Regions from separate parts of the Homo sapiens genome. Here region 1 is linked to region 2. A link is a loop called in an ENCODE intact Hi-C map of the cell type or tissue named here. Cell type or tissue: thyroid gland. All regions are shown on one strand. Each heading gives the region's core, and the rest is flanking DNA. Links, peaks and the distances in the headings are about the cores only. Region 1 has its middle 2.6 kb from the start of CYP2W1. Region 2 overlaps DNAAF5 (dynein axonemal assembly factor 5).

Evidence for each region. Peaks named below come from ENCODE experiments on the same cell type or tissue, not always from the same donor. Only the 100,000 strongest peaks of a DNase experiment are listed, where the experiment ranks them.
Region 1: it touches region 2 in a loop (2.2-fold over the local background); 3 of 110 quality-filtered maps call a loop at or near these places.

Annotation. Positions count from the first base shown.
Region 1 is chr7:979,162-982,063 of GRCh38, reverse strand. It overlaps a transcript of CHLSN not described here. Among named protein-coding and RNA genes, the nearest start is that of CYP2W1, 2.6 kb to the left of the region's middle. In thyroid gland, for the core only: no CTCF peak of the experiment used is centred there; a DNase peak (open chromatin) is centred at 1,673.
Region 2 is chr7:785,310-788,136 of GRCh38, reverse strand. DNAAF5 (dynein axonemal assembly factor 5) reads right to left here. Exons shown (of 13, transcript NM_017802.4): 13 at 1,662-2,620. The coding sequence ends at 2,484. Among named protein-coding and RNA genes, the nearest start is that of SUN1, 46 kb to the left of the region's middle. In thyroid gland, for the core only: a CTCF peak has its summit at 1,562 (motif pointing left); a DNase peak (open chromatin) is centred at 1,506.

The DNA.
Region 1 (2,902 bases), core at 210-2,709, 190 kb before region 2:
ATACTTTTGATTTTTGTGTGTTTTGTTTTTGAGACAGGGTCTTGCTCTGTTGCCCAGGCTGGATTACCGTGCTGTGAGTACAGGCTCACTGCAGCCTCCACCTCCGGGGCTCAAGCCATCCTCCCACCTCAGCCTCCCAAATAGCTGGGACTACAGGCATGCACCACCCAGCCTAGCTAACTTTATTTATTTATTTATGTAGAAATGGAGGTCCTGCTACGTTGCTCAGGCTGGTCTCACACTCCTGGGTTCAAGCAATCCTCCTGCCTCGACCTCCCAAAGTGTTGGGATTGCAGGTGTAAGCCACTGCACCTGGCCTAATTTTTTAAGTTTTGGGTTTTTGTTGTTTTTGAGACGGAATCTCACTCTGTTGCCAGGCTGGACTACAATGGCGTGATCTCGGCTCACTGCAACCTCCGCCTCCCGGGTTGGAGCGATTCTCCTGCCTCAGCCTCCCGAGTAGCTGGGATTACAGGCACATGCCACCACACCTGGCTACTTTTTGTATCTTTAGTAGAGACGGGGTTTCACCATGTTGGCCAGGACAGTCTCGATCTCTTGACCTCATCATGATCCGCCCGCCTCGGCCTCCCAAAGTGCTGGGAATTTTGTAAGTTTCTTTTAGAGACGGAGTCTAGAGGCTGGTCTTCAACTCCTCCTGGGCTCAAGCGATCCTACTGTGGCCGCCTCCAAAAGCGCTGGGATTACTAGCATGAGCCAATGCCGGGCCGGCCTCTTTTTCTTTTCTTTTCTTTTTTTTTTTTTTTGAGATGGAGTCTCACTCTCGTCATCCAGGCTAGAGTGCAGTGGCATGATCTTGGCTCACTGCAACCTCCATCGCCCGTGTTCAAGTGATCCTCCTGCCTCAGCCTCCCGGGTAGCTGGGATTACAGGCATATGCAACCACACTCAGCTAATTTTTGTATTTTTAGTAGAGATGGGGTTTTGCCATGTTGGCCAGGCTGATCTCGAGCTCCTGACCTCAAGTGATCCACCTGCCTTGGCCTCCCAAAGCACTGGGATTACAGGCGTGAGCCACAGTGCCCAGCCCTCTTTTAAAAGTAACTCGTTGGCCAGGCGCAGTGGCTTATGCCTGTAATCCCAGCACTTTGGGAGGCTGAGGTGGGCGGATCACGAGGTCAGGAGATGGAGATCGAGACCATCCTGGCTAACACGGCAAAACCCCATCTCTACTAAAAATACAAAAAATTAGCCGGGCGTGATAGCGGGCGCCTGTAGTCCCAGCTACTCAGGAGGCTGAGGCAGGAGAATGGCGTGAACCCGGGAGGCGGAGCTTGCAGTGAGCTGAGATGGCACCACTGCACTCCAGCCTGGGCAACAGAGTGAGACTCCATCTCAAAAAAAAAAAAAAAAAAAAAGTAACTGTTACTGGGGAATTAACAGTACTCCTCTAACGGCTGCCTGTACGTGTTGCTTGCTCTGGGGGGCATGGCCGGGTGTGCATATTTGCATATTTACATTGTTTCCAATCTTAGGCTGTCACAGAACATCCTGATAAAAATATCTGTGTGCATACTTGCAAGGATGGGCACAGTTGCAAGGATATCTTAAAATAAATTCCTAGAAACCAGGTGGCTGAGCCAAGGCATTGTTGCTTTCTGATGTCCGGTGGACCTCCAGCGCCCTGCAGAGACGTGTGCCAACTGCAGCCTGGCTGCTCAAGTGGAACTTGGGACTGTTCTGATCAGACCTGATTGGTCCAGGCCTGCCAGACAGATACTCAGGCCTGAGCCATCTCTGTGACCAGGAGGAATGCAGTGCTGTGATTGGCTGGCTCAGGTCCTGCCTGCCCCTGACATCAGAGGCAGGGTGGGTGAGGTGGGTGGGTAGGTGGGCTCCCCCGGAGGGGCTGGAGTCAGACAGACCTGGTTCCAAACTCAGGCCCGCACCTGTCGGCTGTGGCAGATGGCGGCTTCCAGAGATGGCCGCACAGATTCTCCCAACCACACTGTCTTTGCGTAACGTAACACTGCGCTTCTCCCTCCACAGGAGGGCTTGTGGTCTTCCCCCTTTGTGACACAAAGTAGCAGAGGCCAGAAGCCGTGTTTGCTCATTCCACCAGTGGAGTTTCACGGGACGCTTTTGCAGTGTACTAGAGATCCACCAGACATCAAAAAGGAACTGTCCCTTGGCTCAGTGACCCGGTTTCCAGAAATTTAGTTTAAGGCATCCTTGCAACTGTGCGGAAAAAAGTGTGCGCCCTGCCTCAGTGACTGGGCGCGCCCCCTGGAAGAATGTCCCAGAGACTGAGCAGGCATGGCGCAGGTGCCCACGGCTCTTGCTTGAATCCCTGCATTTTTTTTTTTTTGAGACGGAGTTTCCCTCTCTGTTGCCCAGGCTGGAGTTCACTGCAACCTCCGCCTCCCAGGTTCAAGCGATTCTCCTGCCTCAGCCTCCCGAGTAGCTGGGACTACAGGCACTCACCACCACGCCCGGCTAATTTTTGTATTTTTAGTAGAGACGGGGTTTCACCATGTTGGCCAGGCTGGTCTTGAACTCCTAACCTCAGATGATCCGCCCACCGTGGCCACCCAAAGTGCTGGGATTATAGGTGTGAGCCACCACACCCGGCCAAATCACTGCGTTTTTTAAAAAGATAAGGTCAACGATCCTAGCCCTTGTCTCCTCCTGCACATAAGATAACGTCTGACAGGATCAGTGGCTGTAATCTATGACGAGATGGACTCTTGCACCGAAACTTTGACGATCGCATTTGGCTCTAAGGTACCCCCTGAGCAGGTGCAGAGCCTCCGCCACCCGTTGATAAGCTGAGGCCCGAAACATTGCTTTGGAGCAGTCGAACTGAAACTCTGAAACACCCTCCCGGATTGCAATGCTCAATAGGAATCTGAATAAAACTAACTTTACTTCTTCGAAAGCA
Region 2 (2,827 bases), core at 328-2,827:
CCCTGGGAGCTCCCTTTACAGATGTGTAGAGACGGAGCGGCAGCGCTGATGTCTCTTCCCATGCTGTGGCCCCAGCATGCAGGGCGAGGGACGGCCCAGGGGTTGGTGCACTTGCGTCCGAGGGGTCGAGGGGCCCCTCACACGTGTGTCCTCTCGGGCAAGCTCCCTGCCATTCATTTCTGGGTCTTGTGACAGAGACAGACGACGGAGCCTCGTGCTGGATGGGAGCTGGATGGGAACTGCTTGGTGCACAGGTGGGGGTCCTCCCAGTCCGCAGCCTCAGAATCACCTGCAGGGCTGACTGCGGCCCACCTGTCTCTGCCTCAGTAGGTCTGGCCTGAGGCCCTGCAATGTGCCTTTCTAACAAGCTTCCAGGTGAGGCTGCTGCCACTGGCTCCATCGCCACCAAGGACCACCGACCCAGGGGCTCTTGAGGGCTCTTCAAGGATGTGGCAGAAGCCACAGAGGTCAAAGGGCACACAAGGAAGAGGTGGAAGACCACCCCTGAGGGCCCCCGAAATCCCTGTGGCCACGAGTTACAGAAGCTGGCGCAGGGAACAGCCATGACGGTGCAACTCTGAAGGGGACCAGAGGGTGGCGAGGGTGTCTAGGGCAGGGGATGTGAGTCCATGGGGCAGGCTCAGCTATACATGCTGACCTCCCAATCCGGACACTCCAGCCATCCCCAAGGCTGAACTCCCCCAACCCTGACACCCCCCAGGGGTGACCTCCCCTAACCCAGACACCCCCCAAGAGTGACCTCCTCCCACCCTGACTCCCCCCAAGAGTGACCTCCCCCAACTCAGACACCCCCCAAGGCTGACCTCCCCCAACCCAGACACCCCCCAAGGCTGACCTCCCCCAACCCAGACACCCCCCAAGGCTGACCTCCCCCAACCCAGACACCACAAGGCTGACCTCCCCCAAACCAGATACCCCCCAAGGCTGACCTCACCCAACCCTGACACCCTCCGAGGTTCACCTCCCTCAACCCAGACACCCCCCAAGGCTGACCTCTCCACCCCGGCGTCCCCCCCAGGCTGACCTCCCACAACCTGGACACCCCAGCCACCCCCAAGGCTGACCTCCCCCAAGGCTGACCTCCCCCACCCAGACAATCCCAAAGGTGACCTTCCCCCACCCAGACAAAACACCCTCCATCAAGGTTGACGTCCCCCAACTCTGAAACCAACCCCCATCCAGATTGACCTCTCTGCACCTGGACACCCCACCTGCCAACCAGGCTGACCTCCCCCTACCCAGACACCCCCAAGGCTGGCCTGCCCTCACCCTGATGCCCCCCAAGGCTGACCTCACCCGACCCTGACACCCCCCAAGGCTGACCTCCCCAACCATGACACCCCTCCCAACGCTGGCCTGCCCTCACCCTGATGATGCCCCCCAAGGCTGACCTCCCCCAACCCTGACACCCCCCCAAGGCTGGCCTGCCCTCACCCTGATGCCCCAGCCCCTCTCAAGGTGAGTCCTATGGGGCCCTCCTTACCAGGGGTGTTCCCCGAACGTGTTGGGAGCTCCTGCCCCCTGGTGTCCAGAGCGGGCACTACGACACCCCACAGAGGAACTCTGGAATTCTAGAGGCTGGGATCCCTGCCTGACATGTCGGTTAGTTACCAACTCACAAAGTCAGGCATACACAATCATTAAAACAAACATTTTTAATTAAATTTTCAAACATGAAAGTATAAACGTTAATATTTGTTGAAAAATATATACGGCATTTCCCCCGTGTGAACACAATGGCTTCCGGTAACACTACCCACTTACAATGAGATCTTTTAGGCACTTGGGTGTAGAATGTGCGAGAGGGAAATGCAACTTTACTTTCCTGCTACCTATAGGGGCAACCACAATTAGATCTCATGAAATATTGTTTTCAACACTGTTAGCATTAACACCGACTTAAAACATACGGTGACCGGACATATAACCTTTAAAGTCCCAGTATATTTAAAACAGGAGAAATCTGATAAGTTGTTAGGATTCTAAATTCCTTTTAGTCTGTTCACTGAGATATTAAATTTCAGTAGACAGAACCCAAAAAGAGATTTCATTTCTTTCTAATCACTTTGGCTTCTTTCTTTTTTGTTAAGTAGGTAAAAACCTTCTTGGTGGGCACCTAAGCAGGATGCAGCCAATAGTTCATGAACCAGCTGCGCACGTGAGGCTTAAAATCTAAGATGCTGCTGAAGTGGCTGCGGGAGGAGCGGCTGCGACTTACTTTTAATTTCAAATCAGCTGCAGATGTTTGGGAGCCCTCTCGATGAACAGAACAAATCACATAACATGCAGAATCCACTCAGAGGCTGTTATTCCAGGGAAAGAGTGGGCAGGTGTCCTGAGGAGTACATTCTTGCTGTCACAGTCTCACTGCTGGCACAGAGGTGCCTTGTTTATGAGATTTAAAGGCCACAAACTCTGGCTCAGGTGGGGACAAGGGTGTGCCGTGGCTGAAACCAGCGTGGTCACTGTGTGGCTGGCACGGCCTGCACATGCTGCAGGAGCTGCTCGCAGTAGGTGGCCGAGCGGTGCTTGTGGATGACGGCCTCCGTCTCCCTCACCAGGAGATCTGGGAACAGCCCGCTGCCCTCTTTGAGGACCTCTGTAAAACAGAAAAACACCTTGAACATGCCAGAAACAAACATGAAACCAATCTTACCTCTCGTGCAAATTGGCTTTGTAGTGAAGTTCAAGCATCTGTAAAAGCATCTGCAAATAACCTGACGCTGCTGGGTGGACATACAGTAGTCACAATGCGGATACGAGTGATCCGACTCACAATGTGGGGACGAATGACCTGACGCTGCTG